2 separate regions of the Homo sapiens genome follow, and region 1 is linked to region 2. A link is a loop called in an ENCODE intact Hi-C map of the cell type or tissue named here. Cell type or tissue: thyroid gland. All regions are shown on one strand. Links, peaks and the distances in the headings refer to the core of each region. The heading gives the core; the rest is flanking DNA. Region 1 overlaps SEMA4D (semaphorin 4D). Region 2 overlaps SEMA4D (semaphorin 4D).

Evidence for each region. Peaks named below come from ENCODE experiments on the same cell type or tissue, not always from the same donor. Only the 100,000 strongest peaks of a DNase experiment are listed, where the experiment ranks them.
Region 1: it touches region 2 in a loop (2.6-fold over the local background); 3 of 110 quality-filtered maps call a loop at or near these places.

The regions. Positions count from the first base shown.
Region 1 is chr9:89,376,973-89,391,205 of GRCh38, forward strand. It overlaps SEMA4D (semaphorin 4D), which reads right to left. Exons shown (of 16, transcript NM_001371194.2): 10 at 11,900-12,075; 11 at 11,664-11,820; 12 at 10,414-10,636; 13 at 9,395-9,510; 14 at 4,202-4,374; 15 at 4,083-4,126; 16 at 263-2,657. The coding sequence ends at 1,732. Among named protein-coding and RNA genes, the nearest start is that of SECISBP2, 66 kb to the left of the region's middle. RefSeq lists an enhancer at 12,443-12,612. In thyroid gland, for the core only: no CTCF peak of the experiment used is centred there; DNase peaks (open chromatin) are centred at 10,039 and 11,496; H3K27ac peaks cover 1,828 bases.
Region 2 is chr9:89,431,627-89,444,903 of GRCh38, forward strand. The region is part of intron 2 of SEMA4D (semaphorin 4D); the gene reads right to left. Among named protein-coding and RNA genes, the nearest start is that of SEMA4D, 60 kb to the right of the region's middle. RefSeq lists enhancers at 4,206-4,987, 4,988-5,769, 8,188-8,765, 11,076-11,651, 11,509-11,728 and 3 more. In thyroid gland, for the core only: no CTCF peak of the experiment used is centred there; DNase peaks (open chromatin) are centred at 5,782, 9,138 and 9,502; H3K27ac peaks cover 1,584 bases.

The sequences.
Region 1 (14,233 bases), core at 6,234-14,233, 53 kb before region 2:
GAAAGCCTCCTGTCCCCCACATGGCCCAGACAGGACAGGGAAGAGGAGCCAGGAGGAGGGAGGGGCTTAGGAGACGAGGCTGTGAGACAGAGAGGACAGAAAAGAGAGGGCACTGAGGAAGAAGTCGCCAGGAGCACGTCACAGGCCAGAGAGGGCAAAACACAGCAGGAAACGGACAGAAAAGAGCGAGCCCAGCTGTCCCGCCTGGGCCATGCAGGGGCGGGAGGCTGCACAGCCTCCGCTAAGGAATGTCTTCCCCAAATCAAGGATAGAAGCTTCTCATTTATTTGGGTACTTTCCAAATGTATACAATTCAAAGTAGAAAAATAAAAACAAGGTAAATCTTATAAAACACAAATGTTTACACCAAAATGGTCAAATCCTATCATGCTGGAAGATAAGACTGTCCACACACGCGCACAAACATCCAGAGTTTATTGCTCTTCACCATGGAAAAAAAGTCTCTTCCCGATGGGTATTTACAAAGCGGGGAGATGGAGTGTGAAATTAACCAGTGTTGAAATCGTACCACCCATTCACATCTTCAGGACAGTGGCAGGAACAGCGCCGTATGCTTGAGGGTGCTGTGGTCACAGCTCGCGGCCCCGGCCACCGAGGCCCAGTTCCCTTCCAGTAGTGGGCAGCTCAGTGAGGCTGGATAGAAAGTCTGGGCAGGCAGTGGGTAAGCAATTGAAGCAAGAAGAGAAAGGAGATGTTCAGAGAACCAAAGGCGCCCTTGTGAAGGTTCCATCTGTCTCACAGGAGGTTCTGACCGACAGCTGTGGGCTCCAGATTGTACCGCACTCCCATCTCAGCTCTGGGCCAGCCTGGCTCCACTCAGCTCATCCAGGCTACCTTCCCTTGCTCAAAACCCACCTCGTGGATGTGGGAAGGTCCTCTTCTTCGAGAGAGTAAAAGTTAAAAAAAAAGAAAAGTAAAACGAAGTACAGAAAGAAAATCTCTCCAAAAACAATGCTTCCCTCAAGGAATAAAGTTAAAAAAAAAAAAAGAAAAAGAAAAAAGGTGAGTGGGCTCCGGGGAGTGTTTATGTCTACATTTCTAAAAGCAGAAAGAATGCATTTAGCAAAAGGAAGTTTATCCCTGAGAATCTTAAGCAACGTAAGCCGTATTTTATGCCAAATATATAACAAAATCTGGAAGATATACATCTTCTTCTAAATATTAACACAACTGCTTCTGTAACTAAAAAAAAATGACCCATGACATAAACACAATCAAAGCAAAATCCTAAAAAAATAATTAAGTGGAAGAAAAGGTTCGTGCCAATCTGGACAACAGGCGATAAGTTACCAATCTGATAAACTAAAATGTCATTTCCAATCTGGAATTAAATAATCTTTTAGTGGCTGCTACGGGGAGGGGAAGCTGAAGGGATGCTCTTCTCAGCCAACAGAGGTCCAGCCACCTTTCCCCCACTACAGAAAGGGCTCAGGAACTCCGTGCCGCCCGTGGGCCTTCTTCAAGTACTCCGACTGACTTCGGAACACAAGACTGGGATGCAATGCTTGTCATTTTTCCAAAAGGACAAAGAGAAACCAAGTCACAGGCTCAACCCAAGAGAAAATAGACAAGAGGACTGAGGTTGTCTGCACGATGCGGGCTAACCTACGCAGCACTGCACGAGACTCGGATACTGAACAGGAGAAACACAAAACTCTCCACGCCTGGACACGTCGCAGCCGAGGCACCAGCGGGGATGCACAGCCGGCCTCAGTCTCCATCTGCGTCTGAGTCAGCGAACTTCAGCTCACACTTGACGTCAAAGGGCTTGTCCCTGGCAGAAAGGTCGTCGATCCTCTGTGAGTCCTCCCTATCCGTGGGGACTTTGCTGGTGATGGTGTCTTGCTCGGTCTCATAGCCGGTGTCCAGGGCTGGCTTGGGGTGCTCCCCATTCTGCTGGGAGAAGCTCCCTGGCTCTACTAACGTCTCCTTCAGGCTCTGCTCACGGTCACAGAAATCTGACTTGGGCTTCTTCTTCCCAATTAGTAGGGCCGAGCGGAATTTCAAGCACTGTCTGGGCAGGTATCCCTTATAGCAGTTGTAGAAAAAGAGGCAGAGGAAGAGAACAAAGAAGAAGAGGAAGAGGGACATGAGGAGGCGGTTGTCGCTGGACTTAAGATACATGGTTTTCTCCGAGTGGAGCTGGGGGACCGTGTTGATGACGATCTTTGGTTCGCAGGATGTGCCGGTGGGCGCAGGCTTGGGAGGAAGGGTGATGGCCCCGGAGGAGGTGGCCTGCACGGCTGGGGTTGGGGGAGAAGACCCTTGGGTGGATGCCACCAACACTTTGGTGGCAATCCTACTACCTTCTGTCTGAACAACTGACAAGGTGGGGGCCACTACGGGCTTTGGAACCACCTTCACTTCCAGGACGTGCTTGGCGACCACTTGGAAGACCGTTTTGTTCTTAACCCTCTCCTCTGACAGGCACTGGTACACCCCACTGTCTCCTTCTGACAAGTTGAAGATGAGCAAGTTTTTTCTGCCCATAAGACCGTACTTGGGGCTCTCGGCCTTCAACACGCCATTCTGGAACTTCCAAAAGACCCGGGCCAGGTTGGATTTTTGGGAGCATTTCAGTTCCGCTGTGCCACCGTGCTTGAAAAAATGCTGCCGGTAACTTCCTTTACTTTTATCTGGAACATCAAAATAAACGTGCACAGCGTCAACAATCCCCATTTGCTATTTAACAACTTCTTTAAAATACCCACAAGATGACGCAAGAGTTTCACCCACTGTAGCAACATGGAATCTTCCAGAACAACTAAGGAGATAAAGACATGCGTGACCAAAAAGCAAAGATGAGCCCTGGATGACAGCCCATGGGGACAAAGAAATTGGAGGCAGCTCTGAGCAGCAGAAATCCCATTTCTCACCCGTGTCCCAGAAGAAAACGCGTCAGGCTGGGGAAGCTGAGCAGAGGCCAGTTCTGTGCCTAGTGTCAGCTCTTTGAATCAGACACGAGACGCTTCTGCTAATGGCTGCAAGGAAGACTGGCCTTTCAGTGCATCTCAGCACTCTCCTCCTGCCTAAACTTTTCTTTTTTTTCTTTTTTTTGAAACAGGGTCTGGCTCTGTTGCCCAGGCTGGAGTGCAGTGGTGCAATCACAGCTCACTGCAGCTTCAACCCCCCCAGCTCAAGGGATCTTCCCACCTCAGTCTCCAGAGTAGCTGGGACTACAGGTGACCACCTCCAGGCCTGGCTAATTTTTGTATTTTTTGTAGAGACAGGGTCTCACCACGTTGCCCAGGGTAGTCTCGAACTCCTGAGCTCAAGTGATCCTCTTGCCTCAGACTCCCAAAATGCTGGGATTACAGGCATGAGCCACTGTGCCCGGCCAGCTTTTGTTTTCTTTTTAGAGTCTGGGTCTCACTTTGTCACCCCAGGCTGGAGTGCAGTGGCATGATAAGCTCACTGAGCCTTGAACCCCTGGGCACAAGCAATCCTCCTGCCTCAGCCTCCCTAGTAGCTGGGACTACAGGCGTGTACCACCATGCCCAGCTGCCTAAACCTTTCTTAGTCTGATGACAGCTGTCTTGTCAGGGTCAGGAAGACACAGAACTGAGGGTCAAGTCTGCCTTTAGCACCCTGGAAGGTGGCTGCTGGGGAAGGGGCATCTGGCCTGATGCCACCCCTCCCTCTGGGTGTGGTGCTATTTCAGACATCCACAGGCGGGTGAATCCCAGGTGGGAGCCCCAGGGGAAACACCACCCCAGCCCTTACACTGCCTGAGGATTAATCACTCATGGGCTCCTTTCTCCCCATTTATAACAGGCTTAGGTTTTGCTTAATGAGCCCCAAGCTAAGCAGAAAGAAAACAGGATGGTTTTGGAAGGAGACTGCTTCCCAGTAAGCAGATACACTCTAAGTGGCTTCAAGTACTCTTTCGGCAAGAAAAAAAGACAGAGAAGACCACGAGTCTGCTACAGAACACTTGACCTCTGTTCCGAGTGGAGAAAGAAAAACAAAACACACACAAATGCCACAGAACTGAAGCACCGTGAAATGGCTACAAGACCTCGCCACTCCCAAAGGAAATGGGACGTCGAGGAGTCACTCACCCGGGCACACAGAAGCATCGCCGCTCATCTCCTGAATCAAACCCCTGCAAAACAACCGGCACGTGTTATTCACCCACACACATGGGGGACATCCCCAGGCAGCGCATCCCGCCCCATACCTGCTGGGGCTCTCGGTCTGGTGCAGAGCCACGCAGGTCGCTGTGGGCGGGCTCCAGGCGCAGTAGGGGTCCCGCGCCAGCACACAGTCCTCGCAGGTGCCGTGCTTCCCACAGAAGGCCAGCGGGGCCTGGACCACGCCCGAGTTAGAGCCAGCATAGACAAACCTGTTGCCCTGCGTGTATGAGACAGAGAAGAACTAGCATCAGGCAAGCAGGCATCCAGGAGCATGGCCTCTGCTTCTGCACCAGTGTGTGGGAAGCAGCCAGAGTGTACCTTCAGGGGACATTGCAGTAAGGAGGAGAGGTACTCAGAACCAGAGGCAAACAAGGCAGGTCTGTGACCTTCCTGCAGAATCCACGTGCTATGTCAGGGCTCACTGGGCCTTAGGTCCAAATCCCTCTCTCCCCTGTCTGGGCACCCACAGGTGCCTGCCCTCCAGCAAAGCGCTTCTCTGCACGTGTTTCTCTTAGCCAGTGGGGAGGCTGTTCAGTCCCCACCTCCAGATCTCCTCCCTGCAGCAGAGGATGCATGAGCCTGGCACTCCCGGTCATCTTCCCGGCCTCACTATAGGTGAGAAGGGGCTGCAGCCAGAGGCTGAAGCACACCACCTCGAAGCCCAACCTCGTCCCCCGAGCCAGAATGTGAGCACCTGTGGGCGGGGAGCCTCTCGTGAGGGTCTGGATCCAGCAGAGGCCTAACATAACAGGGATGCCAAACGGACGACATGCAAAGGATGAGGAGATCGTGATACAAAACATAAAAAAGGAACAATGCCTTTTGCTTTTCACTTATCTATATGTAAAAGGGAAGAGCTCACAGACGGGAAGTCAACCTCCGAGCTCCAGAGCAGCCACACCCACAGCAGAGGGCAGGTGAGACTCTCCCACCTTCTGGGACACTTGGTTCCCAGTGACACCAGCTTCAGGTCCATCCCATCAGCCCACCTGGCACCAGCAGTGCCCAGCACACAGGCATCCAGGGCTGCTGACTGCTTTTGAACGGAACTCAGCTGGAAGGAGGGTGCCCCACATGCAGTGCACCCACCTGAAGCTCGGGGGCGTGCAACAGACCTGGAGGTGGCCCGTGGAGCGCGCTCTCTAGCCTCTGCCCAGGGCATCTGCCTCAACAGCCTGGGGACACCTTTTGGTTAACAATACAAGATTCCCAAATTTACACATGACTTAGTGGTTTACAGTCAGATGAAACACGACCTTCATCCTCAGAGGATACGCTCGGAGTCAACTTCAGAGTGTGGTTGGAAGATCACAGGCCCTGATGCCAATACAGGAAGCCCCAGGCCACACATCCAGCTGTGCGGACACAGACCCACGAGAGAAAGGGAAAGCCCCCAAGGATGGAAACTGTGATAATACACAGCAGAGGGAACCTGGCCCGCCGCTGGCCTCACAGCAGCAGCAGCAGCAGAGACCTGGGCAGATGAGGCCATGTGTGAGCCACGTTTGTGGGAAGGATTGAGGATGACATCCCAGATCACAGTTCGGGCATCGCGCGGCTTGTGGAGGTGGCGGAAACATTCTCTGGCAGCAAAGCCAAGCTGGGTAACTTCCAAGGGACAGCTGGTCCTGTTGGGTCCCGCGGGGGGCACCTGCGAGGTGGCGTGAACACCATGCAGTGCAGAGCAGGGTGCCCTGGGTGGCCAAGTGGGGCCCGCCTGACTCCTCACCCCAAAGAGAGGCTTGAGGGTAGCTGTGGAGGGTGGGGTGGGCTCTGGGGGGCAAGGCCTGTCCCAAGGGGATCCAGACCACCTCCTGCACCCTGCGGGAGACTCAGCCCCAGCTTCCGCTTCTCCCGGATGGGGCTGGGCTGCAGCCCAAATGAAACTAAGCTGTAAAAACTAAACGACGCCACACAGAGACCAAGGGATGACTGTGGAAGGGAAGAGGGGACAGGGAAGGAGGAACTGGTCGTCAGGACAGCCAGCTGTAACTGCTGCAGGCAGGACCCACTGGTCGATGTGGATGTCAGTGGGTGGGAGAACAGGGCATTTCTGTAGCCTCCAAGTCTGTCCCTGCAAATAAGCATGAATGACTGTGGGGGTTTCCCACATGACTCCCCTGGGAGGTGGGGCTCACTCTCCCCCACCCCCAGTGTGGACTACATGCCCCGACACACTCGACATGGAAAAAGACGGTGGTGACTTGGACAGAATGACCAAGGTCATCACGCTGGTGCGAGTCATACAGATGCCCCATCCCCAGAAAGCGCCCTCTTTGGTGCTCCCCCTAAAACCACGACCCCAAGATAATCACAAGAATACACCAGACACACCACAAAACACCAGACTACTCCTCTCCAGGAGTGCTGAGGTCAGGGAGGCAGGAACAGAGCAGAAGCCGAGGAGATGCAGTGTCCAGTGCAACCTGAGGTGCTGAGCCAGGAATGTGGTGGGCGGGAGGTAGGAGGGTCCAGGGTCTGGGGTTCAGGTAACGCACTGCACCATGACAGCACCTTGGCTCAGATAAATGCACACTGGCTATGTGAGACATCGGACATGTGGAGCTAGGTGGGGGCGCTCAAGATCCTTCTGTGCAATCATCAAAACTCTTCTGTAAATTTAAAATTATTTCAAGACAAAATTTTTAAAGGCAAAGAAAAAAAGCCTGACCAGGCACCTGGCAGCATGAGTGAGGCCCGCTGAGAGCAAGCCTGTCCTGTGCACTCCTGCCCCTCGACGCCCCCTGTCTCCGCCTTCCCTGGGCCTGAGGATTGTCCCCTTGCAGGCAGCTCTCATGCTCCCATCTCTGTCTCTGCTGCTGTGTGTGCGCGTCAGACCCCGAGGGCAGGTTGGAGTGACGGTGGACGTGATCAGAGGCAACTGAGCTGTCTAAGTGCCTTCCTTGCCCTCTGCCACGCTAGCTGTAGCTCAGCATCCCAAGGAGTCCTGGTGAAAATACAGACACAGCCTACTCGGTGGGCTCAGAGAGGGCCGAGCAAACCGCATCTGCTGTGTGCGCCCAAGGAATGGAAAGCAAGGACTTGAGGTATCTGCACACCCACGTTCACAGCAGCACTGTTCACAGAAGCCAGAAGGTGGGAGCAACCGTGTCCATCAAGGGATGAACGCACACACAAAATGCGGGACTCACAAAATGCGGTATTCACATACGACAGAGGAGTATGTAGCCTTGGAAAACCCTGACCCCTGCTACAGCAGGGAGGAACCTTGAGGACTTTATGTTAAGTGAAATAAGCCAGTTACAAATGGATAAATACTGTGTGATTCCACTCATATGAGGTACCCAGACAGAAACAGAAAGCAGAATGGCGGCTGCCCAGGGCTGGAGGAGGGGAAAATGAAGAGTTTGTATTTCACAGGTAAAAAGCTTCTGTTTGGGAAGATGAAAAGCACCCTGCAGACAGACAGTGGTAATGGCTGCAAAACAACGTGAATGTTCTTAATGCCACTGACGTGCACAATGAAAAATGGTTAAGACGGCAAATTTCATCTGATGTGTATTTACCAAAATAAAAAGCAAAACCCCATGCTTGTCATCAGGGGAGAGGAGGTGAGGGTGGAGGCACAGCGCACCTCCCCAGCTGTAGGACAGGGGGAGGGCGTGGTACTGGCCGTTTCTCCATTTGCTGATCACCGTGAGAGAGCCTGATGGGGTCAGGCGGCACAGTCTTTTTACCACTGAACAGCCACTTCCTGCTGCCATGGCCATGGAGCTGGGCCTTCCACCCCCACCTGGAGCCTACTGAGGCCCAAGGAGAAGGCACAGGACCCCACGGCAGGCAGGATGTATTTCCGCTTGTCCAGGCAACTAAGCCACGTCCCCACGAATGGAGGCTCCTACAGAGACAGGCGGGTCGGGTGGTCCAGTAGGACCAGCAAGCGCTTCCCCAAACCCACTGGCTCCTCCTCCTGGGCGCGAGGCTCCCTGTGTGGCCAGCTGCCCTGGTGTGGCCATGTGACCGAGTTCTGGGAGATGGCGGGTGGGCACTGACCCGTAACCCCCTCTGTGCGGCCCTCCTCTTCCTACCCCCTTCTGCCTTTGAGGATCAGTGCCCATGTGCCCTGGAAGCCTCCACCAGCCTGGGTCCCTAAGTGACCCTTGGAACAGAGTGTCATTCTCACGAATGTCCACACCAGGGGCCCAATCTTCATTCTAATGAGAAGTCCACATTTTAGAGATGTTGTAGGTGCCTGCCCAGTCTGGCTGAGGCCACTGAACAGCACGATGGCCCCAGAAGAGCTTCTGGGTCCCCTTCTTTCAACAACGAGGCTGGGGTGAGGCCCCACAGTGGCTAAAGCGTCGACCCTTCAAATCTCCAGGGCTCCCTTTGTGTCCTGGAGACCGAGAGGCTGGTGAACAGATGCCAGTACCCAGTGGCTTATAACTTGCTCAGGCTATTTCATTCTCTTTTCCTTTCAGATCTGAGGGAGAACTCTCCATTAGCAGAGGGGAGGTGACCACGTAAAAGGACCCAGGCTCCCAAGCTTTGTGGATACAGGGGAGGGAAGAGGACAGAAGACCTGGAGGGGTGTTTGCAAATACGCACCTGCCAAGGGTAGGTATCTTACCCGGCCAGACAGGGGCCCTCTTCCTCTGCCTGTTGCTCCCAGCTGAGGGAGGAGAGGACTGACTGGGCCTGGATCCCACAAGGTGGTTGGAGGTCCCGTTAGGAGCCAGGGCCAGGGAGGCAGCCCCCTAAAGGCCAGCGTGGATGCCCGCCCACCCACCCCTGCCAAGGGCTGCTTGGGAGTATTGCAGGCCAGACCAGAGTCTCAGCCACAGGTGGAGACAGCTTTACAGATGAGACGAACCACTTCTCTTGTGGATTTTCCACGGTGACGAGTCAGCTGTATCACTATCATATCCCACAGATGCAGTCTGCACACCCCCCAAGCTCAGGGCATAAAAAGGTGTCTTCATGGAGCAGTGCCCACCTCTCCACAGCCTGTAAAGCTGCACCAACAACTCAATGACATTCCAGCAACTTCGAAGAGAAAGTCCCGTCTCCCCAGGTCTGCCTTCCTGCCTTCCCCAATTCAGATCCCACAGCTCACGGAATGGCTCTGTGTCAAACTCTGAAGGTTGGCTCACCCAGGGCAGACAGACAGAGGGGCCTGCCCAGGAGCCCGACTCCAGCTTGCCAACTCTCCTGTCACCTAGAATCAAAGCCACCGAGCGGAGAAGCCCCCGGTCCAGCTGCCTGCGTCACTTTACCTTCTTTGAAGACAGCAGCAGGGTCTGGACTGGCTCAAAGTCCTGGAAGAGCTGGGTCTCCTCGATGATGTGAACAGCGTGCTCGAGGCTGATGGCTTTGTGCAGAGCTCCCCGGTCTGCAGGGCCAAAGCTACAGGTCAGTGACACTAACCCAGACACAGAAACCAAGGACAGTGACCACAGCGGCAAACTTCACACTCTTCACTCTCAAGTCATTCCCTCCACAGATACTTAGAAAACAATGATGATTTCGCATTAGAAACAAAAAAAGGAAAAGGCTTTGGCAAAACAGACAACTGGAAACCCAAGTGTTATGGGTTATTCCAGTTTTTTTCCAAGGAAAATAAACTGTTCCATGGTTGACCCCAAGAATCCTCACCAACAGTCGACATTACACTTGAGGCTAAGTGCCACATGAGGGGGCTCCCATGCTCCACCAGCCCTCGGGGTGTCACTGGTAAGTGCCCTAGGCAGGCGGTGAGGACAGGGGGCATGTGAGGTTGGCTGGGAGGCTCCAAGGGCAGGCCACAATGCGCTGCCAGCCACCGTGGCTCCTGGCCCCTGTCCCTGTTCCAGAAGTGCTTATTTCAGAGTCCACATGCCAGGGCACATCTAAAACCTGGCTCCTCGGCCAGGAAGCAGGGACGTGGTCCTCTGCCAGCAGTCAGGAAACGCCAGGCTGACGCCTCCTCCCAGGTGGCTCACACCTGCCCCCTGCGTGGGCACTGCCCCAACTCCTCGGCGGCCAGTACTCCTCTGCCCCAGCCCAGCCCAGCCACAGGCCAGGACTTGCATTTTTATTTTTAACAAGTACCTCCAGTAGCCTGGTGGTCCCAGATCTGAAAGCCACCTGGTGTGGTGACTTCTCAGAAATCTTCTTACGCTCCCACAAACCTCCCAGGTCACCTCGAGGGAGGCAATGGAACTACTCACGAAAGAATAATTGGATTTCCCAGTTTTCCTACCAGAGGACACAGATGTGCTGTCACTGTCAAGCCTGCCAAGCCCTCGGAACCCACCTGTGCTGACAAACATGACATCATAGACAGTCCCATCCAGGGCCTGGGTCCGGTCCACCACGATCTGGGTGTAGTTCACATCTTTCTTGATTAACCTGGGCCTGTTGTCTATTGGGGTTACCGAGTCATCCATCAAAGGGTGGTCTTTAACGAACTGCAGCGTCTTGTCTGGCAAATTCAAGGAGCTGGTGTAGTTGGCGGCCCGTGCCTCGCTGTCGATGCACTGCAGGGAGAAAATCCCCGCTGTTAACGTGCTCGTGTCCCACCACGCAACGGGTGCTTCCACACAAGCAGCCAACGCAGGGGGGGCTGCAAAACCTGGAAACCACACAATGCATGCCTTGAAATGAGGGTAGCAGTGAATAACTTTACTATGAGGAAAGGTGGCCTCTCCCCAGCCAGCAGAGGACACAGTTATAAAACACATCTGCAAGACAGAATTGCATTCACGATACATACTCAGGGAAGGAATTTTTATCTATTTGTAAGTGAAAAACACTTATTGAGCTTTTGAAATTAAAAAACAGAACACTGATTTGCAGCTTTCTCATGAAAAGAATGCTAAACATGGCTAAAACCAGGACAATTTAAAATAGCATAAGAGCCTGAGGGATTCTTTTTTCCTGTTCTAGCTCCCTGATGTGTGTAAACCAAAATCTGTGACCATGAGTGAACACATTTTACGAAGCTATGCATAGAAGGAGCCATGATGGTGTCAGGGACAGCTGCCCTTGGGAGGGAGCTGGTGCTGCAGTGAACTCTGAGGGCCAGGACACCCCATGTAGGTCACAGCCCCACAGAGGGCTGTGCACATGCCTGTCACACCCATTTCCCCATGTGAGGGAAGGAATCGGCCTGGAAATTCCCAATTTCTACATAAAGTTCACTATATTTAGGAGGAAAAAATGTGACTCCTGTTGACTAGTGGACAGTGCAGAGGCCTTTGCCAAGGAATCATGTGTTTCTCTGTAAGAAACTGAAAATGAAACAGACCTAATTGTTATGCAATGTTAATTGTGCAAAACAGCTGCCCCAGCCTTCTTGTTTGTGCAATAGTGTAGCAATGGCTGTTACGTAACATGCAAAAGGGAAGAAGGATGAGCTGTGCTCATCGGCCGTCCCTGTCCCAATGCAGAGAGCCTTGGCGTGGCCAGGTACCCAGCCCATGAGCAGGCCCCAGTGCCTGTACTGGATTCCATGCCCTGGGCCTTGAAGGGAAAGCACGGCCCGCCCCCAGTGCCCCAGCTCACCGCTCCAGGCCGCGGCTTGGGTACCGGGCCATTATAGCGCACCCACTTGGTGTGGGACTGCTCCACTGTGGTGCTCTGCATGTACTTCCCGTGGGAGAAGACCTCCTCGGCTGTGGACAGGTTGTAGGCGCACACTGCCGACAGCCCCACGTTGTTCCTGGGGAGGGGAAAGAGGTGACGGGACCACCTGGCGGCATCAAGGGAGCAAGGAGGGGGACTCCACCCAGGGCACTTACAGCTGTGGGGTGAAGAGTGCATAGAACACAGGCACCTTCAGGCCCGGGGACCTGAGCACGAAGACATCCCGCAGCACATTGAAGACCAAGCCGCTGTCTGGCCGGGAGCAGATGAGTCGGGCTTTCAGGAAGGAGGTCCATTTCTTCTGCAAGGTCCTCAGGCCGCCCTGGTCCCCCTAAAACCCCAACAAGAAGACGTGGTGGGCCGAGAGTGGATCCCCTGTGAGCAAGCACTAAGGTCAGAGGTGCACCCCTCCATGGCCCAGCACAGCGCGGCTGTGCCTGACTGAAACAAAGCTCGGGCAACAGGAGACAGATGCCGCAATTATGTGAGTGGCCCGCAGCACCACGTCCAGGTTCCAGCTTGGATCCCAGAACGCTCCTGGGTTAACACACAAAACAAAACGGACAAAAGCCCTCTCACTGAAAGCTCATTTGATCGTCCATGCCTGCCTGTGCCCAGCATTCAGTCCTGCAACCGCAGAGGTGCTGCCGTGCTCACACACTTCCAACTGCCAAGGCCCCTGGCATTGTGTGACTTTCCTGACATAGGGCCCATCAATGAACATGCTCTGGGTGGGGCAAGTGGCGGCAGCCTCCTTCCAGGGGACAGCCACCGGCCCTGCAGCCTGTCTTGGGCAAATGTGTGAACCTTCCTCCCTTTAAAGGAATAGATCCTTCACTTCCTTTCTACCCAAAGTATCTGCTAAAGTGCTTTGAACCTAAGTTCTTTATAAACGCTTTTCAGGGATCCGATGACCAAGACACAATTATAAACTACACATGACTGTGTGTGGTCTGGAGAGAAATACTGAAACCACAAAACCTGAGTGCAGAAGAATATGAAATAGAAGCAGCCTTACTTATTTTGGACACAGGGAAAATGTTCCCCCTTCATCTCTGCTGTGTGATTACAGGAGCCCAAATTCTCTTTTTGATAAAAGGACTTCATTTTCCTCCTTGATGTTTTAGCAAAGAATAATTTCTAGCACATTTTTCGTCAGGGGTCTCATGTGGCTTTCAGGTCACGGGCAGCAGGTGAAGGGTTCATGTGTGCCTGCGTGGTAGGCAGGAGCTGTGGGGCCTAAGCTCAAACCACCCTAGTCCAGGAGTTCAAACAAGTATGGGGAAAAAAAAGGGATCAGAGGGGATGACAGCAGTGTGCCTAAGACTTGTAGAAACTTGTCGGGGGTGGAGGTGGCTGCTCTGTGCATCGCTGAATCTGCTCACTGATCCTGCTGCAAACCCTCAGTGCTGGGTAATAAGTCAAGGTCAAGGCAAGTCTGATCCTTGGCTTCCCGATGGCAGGGGAGGGCTCGAGTCCCCTGGCCAGTGCTGCTCTGACAGCATTCTGAGCACTGTGCACGCCTGCCAGGAGCTCTGGCCCTGCAGCACCCTCCCCATCTCAAGGGGCACTGGCTTGCCCCCAACACTGATACTGTTGATAGGATGGTTTCCTGGTCTGCAAGACAGGAGCATGGCAGCCACGGCTGCGGGGCTGCGGGGCAGCTGGAGGATCTGGTCAGTGAGCCCTGGCTACGGAAGGCCTGGGCAGGGAGCAAAGCACCAGGTGGATACTCAGGTGTGCACATCACCCAACCTTCTTCCTTATGCAAGGGGCTGTTAAGGGAACGGTGTCAAAGGCACCCACTTTTGTGCGCCATAGGCATGAAAGGAACCCTGCTTCTCTGATGTCCTGATGGTCATGACTACATGAGAAAGGGCCACGCAAGAACTATCTACCAATTTCCATGAGAGACGAATGGCTACCTGCTCCGAGATGAGCTCCTGGCCAGGGACATGGCGGCTGTGTTTCATGTGGTTTCCCCCAGCTCCCCTGAGGCCTGACAATCCACCTCCTGGAAACTGCCACTGAGCAACCTTGAGATTTCCTGTAATCAAGCCCATAGGCCATTCTCTTGTGCTGAGCACTGTGCCTACAGTGTGTCATTTTAAAGGCACCCTCCCCTTTTAATGTACTTAAAGATTTGTGTTTTGACAAACTTCTGTATTGGTTCTCTCTTCTTAATCTTAAGCTGTCGGTTAATGTTTCACTCTTAGGTAGATTAAGAGCCAAATGGTGAAATTCCAACAGACTCTGGTGAATACATTCCACAAAGCCTTGCTTTTTATAAGCTAGAGGTTTGAAGAGGGTGCATTAAAAGAAAGAACCTCCTGAGAAGAGGAGGCTAATGGGTCACACATGGGGGCCAGCACTCCCTCAGTCCCCACAACCCCCAGAAATAAGATCCATTGAGAGCTGCATCTGAGGCCCAAGGGAATAAAGTGCTAGGGAAAGTGACATTTGAGACGAAGGTCAGGAGCCACCCATCA
Region 2 (13,277 bases), core at 4,756-12,755:
AGCTAGGACTACAGGCGTGAGCCATCATGCTCAGCTATCTTTTTATTTTTTTGTAGAGATGGGGTCTTGCTATGTTGCCCAGGCTGGCTTTGAATTCCTAGGCTCAAGTGATCCTCCCACCTTGGCCTCCCAAAGCCCTGTGATTACAGGTGTGAGCCACTGTACCCAGCAAGATTCTCTCTTTTGATGGTTTCACCTCAGCAAAAAAGAAGGTGGCCCTAAAGCCCCCAGAGCACATTCCCGCCTCCTCAAGGACACGTTCCCAGCCCCTCCCTTGGCCAGACTGGGATCCATACAGTCAAGGCCCCAATACGAGCTCTGGTTCATCTATGCTATCCTCATCTCTCTGTGTCCATACCTCAGTGTACCTTCCCTTCTGTGCTGCTCTGCCATGACAAGCCCTGACCAGTCCATCTGTTCCCCCAGGAGAGGCATATTTACATGGCACAGGAGCCTGGTGGCCCAGCTGCACCCTCTGGGCCCACCCTTACCAGCTATGCAGCCCTGGAATGGCCACTCAACCCTCTGCCCCTTGGCTTCCATCCATAAGACAGAGTTGGCCACAAAAGGTACTTGGATTATTTATAACACTGCTTGGCACAATAAATGTTAACCACTAATATAAGTAGTATTATATAAGTGTACTACCACAGAATGGATTGGGTCATTTTTACTAGATAGTGGAACTGTAACCCTGACTAAGCCTGGAGATCTGGGGACAGGACCCTGGGGAGTTGGGAGCTGAGATCTGAAAATTCAGGATGATCAGGGCGGCCACAGTAAGGTCCTAAAACTGCCTGAGGCTAGTGTGAGGGGCGCCCTCCAGCACTCTGTCGTAAGGGCAGCAATAAAACCACTGGCTGCATGGCTCTTCCTCCTCTGAGTGCCCTGTCTCTATCTCTGGTCACCAGTGCAGTGGGGCACACCCCGTGGGGATTTGCAGGCCCTCAATGATAAAAACAGATTTGGTGCTGCAGGCAAATGATACTTAATACCCATATGAAAATGAGGTTAAAAAGCAAAAACAACCTCCCAACCGCCTCACACCAATCAGGGTGGCCACTACCAAAAAAAAAGCAAAAAACAAACAAACAAAAATGGAATACAAGTGTTGGTGAGGATGTGGAGAAGCTGGAACTCTTGCACTTTGCTGTGGGAATGCAATACAGTGTAGCCACTGTGGGAATCATGACGGTCCCTTAAAACTTTAGAATAACCATGTGTTCCTGAGATTCCACTCTGGGTATGTACACAAAGAAGTCTCAAAGAGACGTGTACACTCATATTCACGACAGCACTATTCACAAGGGCCAGAAATCTCTTCTGCAGCCAGTCATGTCCTCAAAGTGACCCCACCTTTATAAGGACAACCTGAAGGGGACCTCTGTTACCATAGTGAGAACACAAGAGCGTCTTCGGGTGTGCACAATGGTTGGGAACGTGGCAGAACTGGCTCTAGGACTTGCCAAGTGCTGCTGGTGCATCCTGGGCACAGGGCAAAAGCCAGCTCTTCACAGGGACTTCTCACCTCACTGTCTATAGCAGGCTGGAGCACGGATGTATGCATGCCCCTGCTATAGAGGCATGGATGTAGCAGTGACCCCCTGAGGCTGCCACGAGTCCCCCATGAGTGCAACTGCAGAGACAGCAGCCGGCAGCAGACGGACTGAGGGTGGGGCCACCAGGGGACTTGCTCACTTCCAGGGGGGCCAGGCGGTCGGTGGGCCACTGCAGCATGGTCAGCACTGACGGAGTCCTTGATAGTGGGGAGGGGTCTCCAATCGGCAGGGAGGGCTCTCCAATCAGCAGAGAGGGGCTCCCATGACCTCTGTCCAACCAGCAGCCACTGCAGACTGTAAAGACAGCTGGTGCCACATGCTACGGCCTTCTGAGCCCACGGTATGTGTCCTAGAGAGGGACTGTGCACAGGCACAGTAGGTCAGATGCATCCAACTCTTGGCATTTCGCTTAACCCCCTCTGGGAGGGACCTCCCACCCCTGCATGTAGCCGAGCATGGGCTTCTGATAGAAGCAATCAGGTTCTGCCCAAGTACAGGGTGGATACCACCCAGGGCAGAAGTCCAGAGGGTCACAGGGTCCGGGGGCAACAGGGAGACACAAAGCCCTCTGCTGTCCCATTACACACAAGAGCATGGCCCTAGGTGCAGATTGTCCCGGGGCTCAGACAGTATCTCTCAAAGCCTCTGGATGCTGGTACCAGCATACCCCAGTAGCTCCGCACTAAGTGTGGGTCACACTGGGCAGCTCCAGCCAGAGCGCCACCACTCCCCTCTGGACTGGGTGACATGGATGCTATGATGAGCTGCAGAAGCCCCCATGCAGACGTGGGCAGGAATCTGTGCATGACTCACACATAGCACTTGGCATGCACGGACTGCCCCGCTCTGGGGAGAGATGCTGTGACACATGGAGCACACCAGGAATGCCAAGTGACGTGGACCACGCATACCACATTGTCTCCAGCTGTTCATGTTTTAAGACCAGCCAGACCTCAGCCCCGGAGCAGCAGTAATGTGCGACAAGGTCTACCCAGTCACCCGCTGCCAGCCAGGTGAGGCCCATCCACCTGTCTCCACGATGCATGCTGCCCCCATCCAGCACGCGTGTAGGTAGAGGAGGGAGGGGTCTCGGTCTAGGAGCCAGCCAGGACCCTAGAAACCTCTAGAAGGGAAGACAGAACAATGGCGTTGGGCGCCTTCTCAATCTCCACTGAGACCTTTGTCAAAACGGTATGCAGGCCCTCAAATCTATTGCTTCTTTGGGTTTTCACTTTCTTTCATGAAGCTTCATGTATGTAAAAATGTTAGTCTGTCTTTTCTCCTGTTACTGTCTTTCGTCAGTTTAATTCGCAGGCCCTAGAAACAGCATCTAAGAGAGTAGAGTGAAAGTTTTTCTTCCCTCCACCACCAGCGTAGCACCTTCTCTCCTCTCTGCCCTCCTGCCTCTCTCATAAGAAAACTCTGTGATTACATTTAGGGATCACCCTGGAAAATCCAGGAGAATTTTCCTATCTCAAGGTTCTTAAGTGAATCCTATCTGCAAAATCTCTTTACCATGTAAGGAAACATTCACAGGTTCCAGGGATGAGGGATGCCCCAAGGTACTAGGGCATCATTCATCCTCCTGCAGACCCCTGGCATGTGCAGCCATGGACCTTTGAGTGAAGTCTCCAGGGCCCTGTCAGGGAATGTAGAGGGGAGGCAGGGCAGCTGGGCCAGGCCCTGTCTAAAGGGGCCACTGCACCTCCCAGCCTTCTACAACATGGCCTAGTGTGGGCAATAGTTCTTGATTTTTTTCTCCTGAAAGAAAAAAACCTGAATTTTTAGGTGAAGCCTTTGAATGCTGCAACATAATTAATCCATATATTTTTAATACTGGGAAGTCCCAACCAAACACATCTGAGGGCTGAGTTGCTGGTCTAAGAGCTCAGAGTCTACCTGGGCATGGGGGAAGGGGCCGGCCAAGGCGGGGAGTGCACGGGGGCTGCACATCCCCCAGGGCATGTGGAGGACAGAAATCCCCACTAAGAGAGTCATGATAAAGGCAGTCATAAGGTAATATTAATTTTAAGAATGCTGGTTGAGTAAACATGCAAATGATCATTAACAGGACCTGGAAAATAACCAGAAAACCAGTACATTCCATGGGAATCTTGACTTGATGAGCCATTCAGATGCAAATTTTACCCCAATTCTGGAAGGATTACAAGCATCCCCATTCACAGCCCCCATTCCTATGTAAATTCTAGTCCGAGGACTGGCCCTCCAGTTCCCAGCCTTCTGGCTGCTTTGCCCTGTTTCTTTCCTTTAGGCTCCTAAGCAAGAGCTGTGGAGTTTCTGGTTTGTTTCTGGCCCCTCCTCCTTTCCCCAACTCACAGAGATGGCAGACTCCCAGGGCTCTCTGACTTTCACACACCTGGACCATACTAGACACAGTGCCGGGCATGTACTTTGATTTACAGAACCCAGGGACAAACAAGGCCACCCAGGTCTCTGTGTCAGCAAAGATCCTGAACATCAGCCACACCCACGGCTTTATGCAGAGCAAGTCCTACAGGCTCCACCTACGCCCCACCCGGCCCCGACCAGCCTGCTGCCTGCTCCTGGACAACCTGGTCTGGGTGCACCCCTCCCAGGGCCACGCCCACAGGTTGCATGTCCGGCCTTTCCTTACAAAGGCTGTGCAAAACAGAGAAACTTCGAGATAAATGAAACTTAAATAAAGGAAGGGCATGAACACTGCCCAGTGTCCATATCTGCTGTGCCGCATCCCAATGCATGCTGAATTGGCTGCCCAGTAAGAGAAAGCAGGGATAGCCTAGGCCAAGGAAGCGCCCCCGCTGCCCCCCACCCCCAAATCACAGCCTCAGCCTTGGCTGCTCTCTGGCCAGCTACAGAATGACGGACATCTCAGACAACATCCTGCACTTCTGTTGTCTTCAAAGCACAGAAGTGCAAAGCTCTGGAGTGAAGCCTGTAAGGTCCACTCAAGTGTGTTTTTCCTCTGGTTGTCCAGAAGGGCAGCTGGTCATTTGGTCCCCTCACATTAGAAGGAAGCCCACTTACTCAGCTCATTCTCACTCAACCCCAGTGAGGGGTGAGAAATGGGAACACAAGACCATTTACCAAATGACAAAGAAAACCCAAGCCCCTGACCCTGCCCAGCTGGCCTCACCTTTCCAGGGGCCATGCTCCTGACCCCACGCTGGTCAGCGTGTCCTCAGCCACCAGGGAGGATGGATACTCAGGACACCATCTGGCCCCGCCGCCCCATCCTCACGCAGGGCCTCTGCTCGCCTGGGACGTCTGTCCTGACTGCAGGGGTTTCAAGGGCTCTGTTATTAGTTGGGGCTCAGGCCAGGACTGCTCCAGCCACAACAAGGCACCCTTCAGCGCAGGGACAAGGTCCCGTGGTGAGCCTTCTCCGCAGGCTGTGGAACAACCCTGTCCCATTCTCTTCCTTTTAAACAGCGGGGCTGTTCAGCGATGTGGGCCTGATTGTTTTCCTGTGTGGGCTAATTCAGGGGCTCGTGGGGCAGGGCCCAGTCCCAAGGCTGAGGAAGGAGGAGAAAGGCTGCCTTAGAGGAGGGTGTGGGGGGTTGCGGCCCAGCACCCAAGCCATGCACACCATTGTCCACCCATGGAGCAGCAGGTCGCCTGGCGAGGGCAAGCTCCTGGGTGCCTGAGGACCCTGCAGGCCTGGCCACTACTTCAGTCATCTGGGGGCTCCATGGCAGGATGGGTGAGCTGCCTAAGGCCACGGGACAATGGGGCTAGAGGTGAAGTCCCGAGGAAGCAGATGTAGCCCTGGGCAAGTCACTCTGGCCCTCTGAGCTCTCATGTCCAGCCTTGGACTCAGGAATCACGAAGACAGCTCAGTCAAGAGGTAGCAATGAGGGCAAACTTGGGAGGTGAGCATGCACAGAGCTGCTGGACAGTGCTGCAGCGAGATGGCCTGCTCCCAGCTGGGCAGACGACCCTAAAACAGGAAGCACGTGGCCTCTTTTGTTAGGGGCTGCAGGGCCCTGGCTGCTCTGCGGGCCAGCATGCCCACCCCCATGAGTGGCCTGATCCTAGTGGGCATTGCACAGTGCAATGAAGTGTGGCTCGTGCAGCTCTGGCAGTTTTTATTTTTCTGCAGGCCAGGTTTTCCTCCCACAGCGGCAGGCACCTGCCCTCAGCCTGTAAGGAAGCGCGATGCAGTGAGTATTGCCCAATCTTGGTCGCCCACACTTGGTCTTGAATAAGCAAACAACCACAGGACAAGCAGCAGGGCAGGTGTGAAGCTCGCCCTGAGTCTCTGACACTGCAGGTGTGGCCTCCAGATCCCAGCCTCTGCACCCACCCCCACCCAGCACCAACCCTAGCAGGCGGCAGCGACAGGCACTCCCACTGCTGCGGTGCGCCCTGAGAGGGGAGGGCACAGGCCTGGCGCATGACTGGGCTCAGTGACACGGGCACCTGCCCATGTGTGCCAGCGGCAAGGGGCACAGGTTCCCGGTGCTGCCTCTGGTCAAGGGGTCCCAGGGAGGGAGGTCTGGCTGATGTGTCCAGGTGCTAAAGGAAGGTAGCAACGTGACTTGAGCAGGCACAGGTGACAGCCACACAAATGAGGTCTCTGAGCCTCGGAGATGAACAAGACAGGGACACTGTATAAAAGATGTGGTGCTCTGCCCTGGTCCGCAGCTCGGGACATAGCCAGGACAGGGACATGCTTGAACCCAGATACCAAGTCTAAAATTCCTTAAATTGAGCAACTCAGTCCCAAGGATGAGCCATCCAACCTGCTAACATGCACAGTGCCATCTGGCACCAGGCTCTGCGCCCTTCTCGCTGGAAGATTTCTAATAACCTACAGGGGTAGGGATAGAAGGGCAGGGCCATCTCAGCAAGATGCAGAGAGGAACCAGAGGACACTTTACCCAGTAGGGCACCCAGATGCTGTGGAGGGAGCAGCCTCCCTGGGGGCTGAGTGTGGAAGAGGGAAGAGGGAAGCAACAAAGGTGCACTGTAGAGAATACTCAAGCCAAGCGCCCTGCTTCTCTCCTGGGAGCCTTTTGTGGCCATGAAGGCAAGTTTTAAGTTTGGAGATGAGAAACTGGAGACCCAGGAAGGGTGAAGAGTGAAGGGCTGGGGGCCTCAGCTGGTGCTGGACTTGTGCTCATGTGGATGCCACACTCAGGCTGGCCTGGAGAGAGCTTTCAGGGTGGAGCACCTCCCATGGCAGCTCGTGATGGCTGCATCACAGAATGCAACAAGAAGGTGAGCAGGACGACATTCACCGCGGGAGCCTGGTGACTGCAACTCCTGCTCACGACAGAGCTGGGGTCATGCAATTAGATAAAATATTAATCCAGTACATCACGGGCTGAAAGCTATGCCAGTCAAACCCACATTATGAAGCACTTTATTCTGTCGTTCCTGAGACAAACAACATTTCTAGTGTTAGGGATATTTGAGGCAAAAAATCGAAGTATTCTTTATGTTCTTTGACTAGAATCAAATACAATGTATGTTTTTTCTTTTCTTTTTTTTTTAAGACGGAGTCTCGCTCTGTCGCCCAGGCTGGAATGCAGTGGCGCAATCTCGGCTCACTGCAAGCTCTGCCTCCCAGGTTCACGCCATTCTCCTGCCTCAGTCTCCTGAGTAGCTGGGACTACAGGCGCATACCATCACGCCCGGCTAATTTTTTGTATTTTTAGTAGAGACGGGGTTTCACCGTGTTAGCCAGGATGGTCTCAGTCTCCTGACCTCGTGATCCACCCGCCTCGGCCTCCCAAAGTGCTGGTATTATAGGTGTGAGCCACCGCACCGGGCCTTTTTTTTTTTTTTTTTTTTTTTTTTTTTTTTTTTAACATGGAGTCTCGCTCTATCGCCCAGGCTGGAATGCAATGGCTTGATCTCCGCTCACTGCAACCTCTGCCTCCCGGATTCCAGCGATCCTCCTGCCTCCGCCTCCTGAGTAGCTGGGATTACAGGCACCCACCACTACGCCCGGCTAATTTTTGTATTTTTATTAGAGACATGTTTCCACCATGTTGGCCAGGCTGGTCTCAAACTCCTAACCTCATGATCCGCCCACCTTGGCTTCCCAAAGTGCTGGGATTACAGGCATGAGCCACCGTACCCGGCACAATGTATGTATTTTAAGAACTTCTATAAACTCTACAGTATGTTTCACAATTTTCAGACATGTTTATAGATTCAGAATATATGAGTTACCTGGCTTAACGAATAGGGTTTCTTAGAATCCTCTAAGATCTAGTGGCTGAGTGGAGACCACTCTGGCCTGTAAACTGTCCAGGAAAGTAATGAGCCCTGAAGGTAATTGTCTTAAAGCAATGGTAATATTAAGAGAAACACTCAAACTGGAAAGAAGCATTTCTTCTATGATTAAAGATTTCACAAAAAATTAAGGTTTTTAATTATGCAAAGAAGCTAATGGTTTCAAACACCTGCATTCACCACCCACACGAACAATGTGGTGCAGCATTTATTCCATTTCCATCTAAAAGGTGTCAGCTCAGCCGGCGGCTGACTGGTCTAAAGATCATCGCAGCTGGCCGGACCCCAGAGTGCACTGACAGGTCAATCTGATTTACAAAAAAAGCAAGAGTAAGTGTCTATTTTTAAAAGCCTATTTACAGGTTATTTTCTCTTTACAAAAAAAGTCAGTGATGCCCCCACTTCACGAATTTTAGCTGAATGGAAACCGGCCGACCCACGATCAAGCTCACCGCATCTTAGTGTCAATTTAAGCATTCACTTACTTTAGCCCACAAACATGCCATATAGTCATTCTACATTGGCACACTGCCCCTCAATCACCCTCACCACAGCCCAAAAGTGGACACACGTGCTGGGTCAGGAGCCGTGTCCAGGACACATGGAGACCTGCCTGCTCTTAGTCCCACCAAGGGCAGTCCACAGAGAATGGAGCCACGATAAGAGGCCTGGTGTCCTCCCTGTGAGCCTGACCCTCACCCTGGGAGCCACGCAGGCTGTGGCATCTCCATCCACACCCACCCGGGACGAGCCCTGGAGTGGTGCTGGCTCCTCTGCCCCACAGACCCAGTTGAGGCTCCCTCCCCGCCCCTGCCAGGAAGCAGTGACCACAACGCCTTCCCTCCCATTCCTCTCCAGCCCCTGTGCCTTCTCCCACCCACGCTTTCACCCACCCCCATGGTATAGCTACATGAGTATCTCGAAACTCCAAATCTGGTCTTGACATGCCTCTGCCAAAAAGCCTTCAACAGCTCTTTGCTGCCTTTTGCTTAAAATCCCAACCCTTTACCCTCACAATGCTGTCTGATCCACCTCCCACCCGCACCCATCACCCTGGCCCCTGAGCCCTACCCTCCGCTTGCCCTCCACACTCAGCCCCCAAGGAGGCTGCACCCTCCACAGCAGCAGGGCCCTTCTGGGTAAAGCGTCCCCTGGTCTCCTGGAAAAAAAGGAGGCTGCTTCCTCCTCTGAGCTCCCCGGCACCTCGTGCAAGACTTATTCATGTTCCTCTGCAAACATTTCCTAACTACTTGCTACGTGCCACATGCCGTGCTAAGTGCCAGCAGAGCAAAGTGGGGCTGACTCCACCCTACGGAACCCTTCCAGTGGGCAAGACATCAATGTCCCACAGCATGTGCTTGCGTGTGTGTGATGACACACTGTGACAAGTCCTGAGTAGGAACACACAGGGTGCCAAGAGAACTACAGGAGACAAGCTGGCCTGGTGAGGAGGCTAAGTTGGACCTGAAGGGTGAGGTGTCAGAAATGCACAAGTACACTTTAACTGGACTACTGCAGCAAATTTCCACCCAAGAGGGCAAAACAGCATGCAACTTGACTGATCAGAGCTCCTGAAAGTTGTTTGACCTGCTCACCCAGGGAGTCCTTCTAAGAACAACAAGCCACTCTCCTGGGCAAGCTGCTCCCTCAGCAAACCACCATCAGGCTGGCTTCACGCCCTCTGCTGCGTCCACTGATCTTAAAGTCTTATTACACATTGTAAACATGTCCCAGTCCAAATCAGACCAGCCACCCACATTGAAAGATCTGCCTTAAACCAAACTCCCAGACCTTACGAATACCAACCCTTGGCCTCCGCTTCCACACACGCGCAGGACTCGGCCGGGCGGCACTGTTCCTCCCAGCAGCGGGCAATTTCCACAGCTTCGCGTGGTGGACGGGCCATCAGGGAGGACTCTTCAGGAATTTGGCACCAACAACATTAGCTTTCCAGGCAGACAGAACAGCAGGCAAGACAGAGCCCAATGTGTCTGGGATCAGAAGGAAAGGGGATGTGGCCGAGGTGATGATGGCAGAGGCAACCCTGAGCTCTGGCTGGAGATGTCGGTACCGGCCAGGCCCCCATTCCCACATCATGGGCCACCCCCACATCACTGTGTCAGGATCAGAATGCCCCAGACCATGGGAAGGAAGTGAGGGCAGCCTGGAAGCAGCAGGCAGGGAGGGGACCAATTCCCCACCACCCCATGGCTCCTCCTCAGGGCTCCTGGGACCTGCCTGGAGGCTGTGGCTGCTTTGTCCCTGGGTGTCCTCAGTACCCTCTTTGTCATTTCAGCCCCAATACCTGTCTAACCACTCTGCGTCCAGCTTTCCTGCCTGGGCCCTAACCCCCCTCCCACACTCCCATCCCAGCCCACACTGTTAAACTTCAGCTTCTGATCTAAGTGAAAGGGAAGTCCAGCAACTCCAGGCCCCACCGTGTGGACAGAGGGCTAGAGGCTGGCAAGAGGGGCTCATGGCCACGCCCATGTTTGACAGTCCCTCACCAGGCACCCATCCCCATGGCTGTGTTTACACATTTCTCTTCCCCATTGGACTGTAAGGCTCTGTTATTTAACGTGCCTGAAATCTTGCACAGTTCATGGATGTGTAGACCAGCAATGGCCAGGCTGGTGAGTTCAGCATGTTCCTGATCACCCCTCCCCATCATCAGCACCCAGTGAGCTGGGGCTGTTTCCTTCCCTTTTCCCCTGGCCCAGGACACATCTTCAGGCCAGAGACATGGTTTGCTGCGCCGTACGGCCCAGGTCAAGGTCACTGGCCAAAGCACTGGGAGGGGCTCAGTGGGTCGGCTCTGGGCACCACGGCTGCCACGAGGGTGGTAGGGGCTGCTGGAGCCCCCCACTCCAGCCCCACTGGCCCGCCTGTCAGAAGAGGAGGGAGCTACCTGCTCTTTCCAAGCTTGCCAGGCTCCAAGAGTCCTCTGTTAAACATGGCAGCTTTGCAGGAAGAATACGGACCTCATTAGTTAAAATGCAGTGGAATAGAAAAAATTGTAAGAAAACCATGCAGCAGCAGCAACATGTCAAAAGAGTGAGATGGTCAGCAGCAAGGAGGGGAGGAGGGGTGGGCGCCATCTGAAACCATGCATAAAAATAAACCATCTGCCTGGCCGGGGTCCTCTTCCTCTACTTGCTAGAAACACAGAGTTCAAGGTAAAAATGGAAAAGACAATGAGTTTCACTTCCACAGGCCCCAACAGCTAGCAAAGAATCAGACCCACTCACCCTGAGCTGTCAGGATACATGCAAGGGGAGGGGAGGGTTCCTGGGGTTCATAACTGCATCCGTCCCAGAGAGGGATCAGCACCAGACAGTGTCTGGCATGGCTGCAGCCCTCCCCATCCTTCTCACCATTTCCCAGCGAGGAAACACCAGACCCGGGCAGATGTGAGTCAATGCTGGGGACCCTGGTTCACGCATGTGCCGGTGTCGTCTGCAAACCTGGGCCCCGGGCCTGGGCTGGGACAAGCCTGTCATCACACAGCCTGTGAGACTTTTAAGGGCCTTCACTGGGGCTAGAGCAACCTCGGATGCCCACCAGGACCGTGCTCAGCAGCAGGAGGGCCCCCTGCACCCCTACAGCATGCCTGCACAGCCTCTGCCTGACCTGGGACTGAAGCCTCCCAGGAGGAAGGCGGCTCTTCTCCCCAGGAGGTGACTCACAGTCCAGAGCCCAGCCCCATCAGGTCCCCTAGGGACTTCTCCACAGCTTCAAGAGTGAGACTTCCCTGTCAGTGGCGGGATTATGACCACCCACACTACCCCCCTGGACAGAGGCCGGGTCGCGAGGTGCTCTGGAGAAGAACGGATGCCAGTGCTCAACTGGACACACACTCCAGCCACAAGCCATATGTGGGCTGAACAAGGAGCTTAAACAGGGCCACCAGGATGCCCATGGGCCCAGTCTCCAGCCACCTTCCCACGGGGCCTGGCTGCCCTGTCCACCTTCTCACTGACCTCGAAGCGGGTGTACCACGGTCCTGTTGTCCCTGCAGAGTGGAGCCTTCAGCTGTCTGACAGAAAATGAGCCCTCCCAGTAAAGCACAGCGTGGACTCCACCCGCCCATAATAGCCACCCGGGAAGCAGGTCCGGCCAGCAGCAGCCGCCAGAGGAGGATCTGCCTGGGGTAGGCGGGTGGCGGACGGCCCTGGCCCTGCAGCGCTCAGCTGCACCCCACCCCATGCCTGCCTCCGAGCTGGTGGCCAGGACCTGGCTGCCTCCTGTCCTGGCTGTGAGTCCTGTATGGGCTGGCACCTGAAACTCTCTACCCTCCCTCCACAGCATGGGTGGGGCTGGGGTCACCAGTGGGTAACTGCAGGCCCTGACCTCCTGGGCTCCCTGCATAGGTGTGGCCTGCCCTGCTAAAGCAGTGCCACAGAAGATGGGGCACAGAGAGCATTTGGAGACTGCGAGGTGCCAGCTGCCAGAGGTGCCTGGGCATGGGCATCCTCAGGGGCCCAGAGTCAGGCAGCCCTGGGCCAGGCACAGGCACCTAAGCTGCAGTGACACGGTCACCCCACTGCATGCCCATGCATCCTCCCACCACGGGCAGAGTCAGGGCACTCATGCCCAAAGGAAATCCAAGCAGTGGGTGGGTCCCTGACACGAAGGGTTCTCTTTTCACTGCTCCCCCCATAATAAACCTGCTTTACATTTATTGTCCTAGACACCTTGCCTTTTAGAAATTATACCTACCTACCATAGACATAATTCTGCGTCCACCTGGTGGTCTCTGTTTTCCTGCTTCACCTTGGCCTCCCTCCCCACCTCCATGGCCTCCTCCCTGGCTGCCCCTCTAGCACAGCTACAGTGTACCCACCCTTATCATGCTCTGCCCAGGAGTCATAAGGAGAAACACAGGCAAACACATACAGGCATACACAGGAGCACTCCTGCCATCACGGCTCACAAAGCACGTCATCACACACACAGCACATGAGGGGACTCCTCCCAGCTATCAGCACTTGCTCTGCAGCCGCTACTGACGGGATGTGGGCACGTGAAGAGACAAGCAGGCCAGCGAGTGGGATGGAGGATCCCCAGACGGAACCCAGTTTACATGAGACCCTAACAGACCACAGAGCTGTCATTCAATTCATTGGTCAAAGGACGGATTATTGACTAATTAGTGCTGGCACACTGGAAGGAAACAAAATTGCCCTCCCCCACCCCAAGCATATTATTTCATGTTAAAAGCATTCTAGACACGTTCAAGAGTTTAATTCAAACACACAAAACAAGAAAACTCCTGCCAGAAAATCCTCAGACAACCCATGTAATCTTCTTAACAAACGCTGGTACCCACGAGCCCTAAGAGAAAAGAGACATATTCGACCATAAAATGAGTTAATCTGGACAGCAAATGATACATTAATAAAAGAAACTGGCAAAGAAAAGAATTAGGAATAAACGTTTTCCAAGCAGAAGAAAGAAGATCAATATCTATAA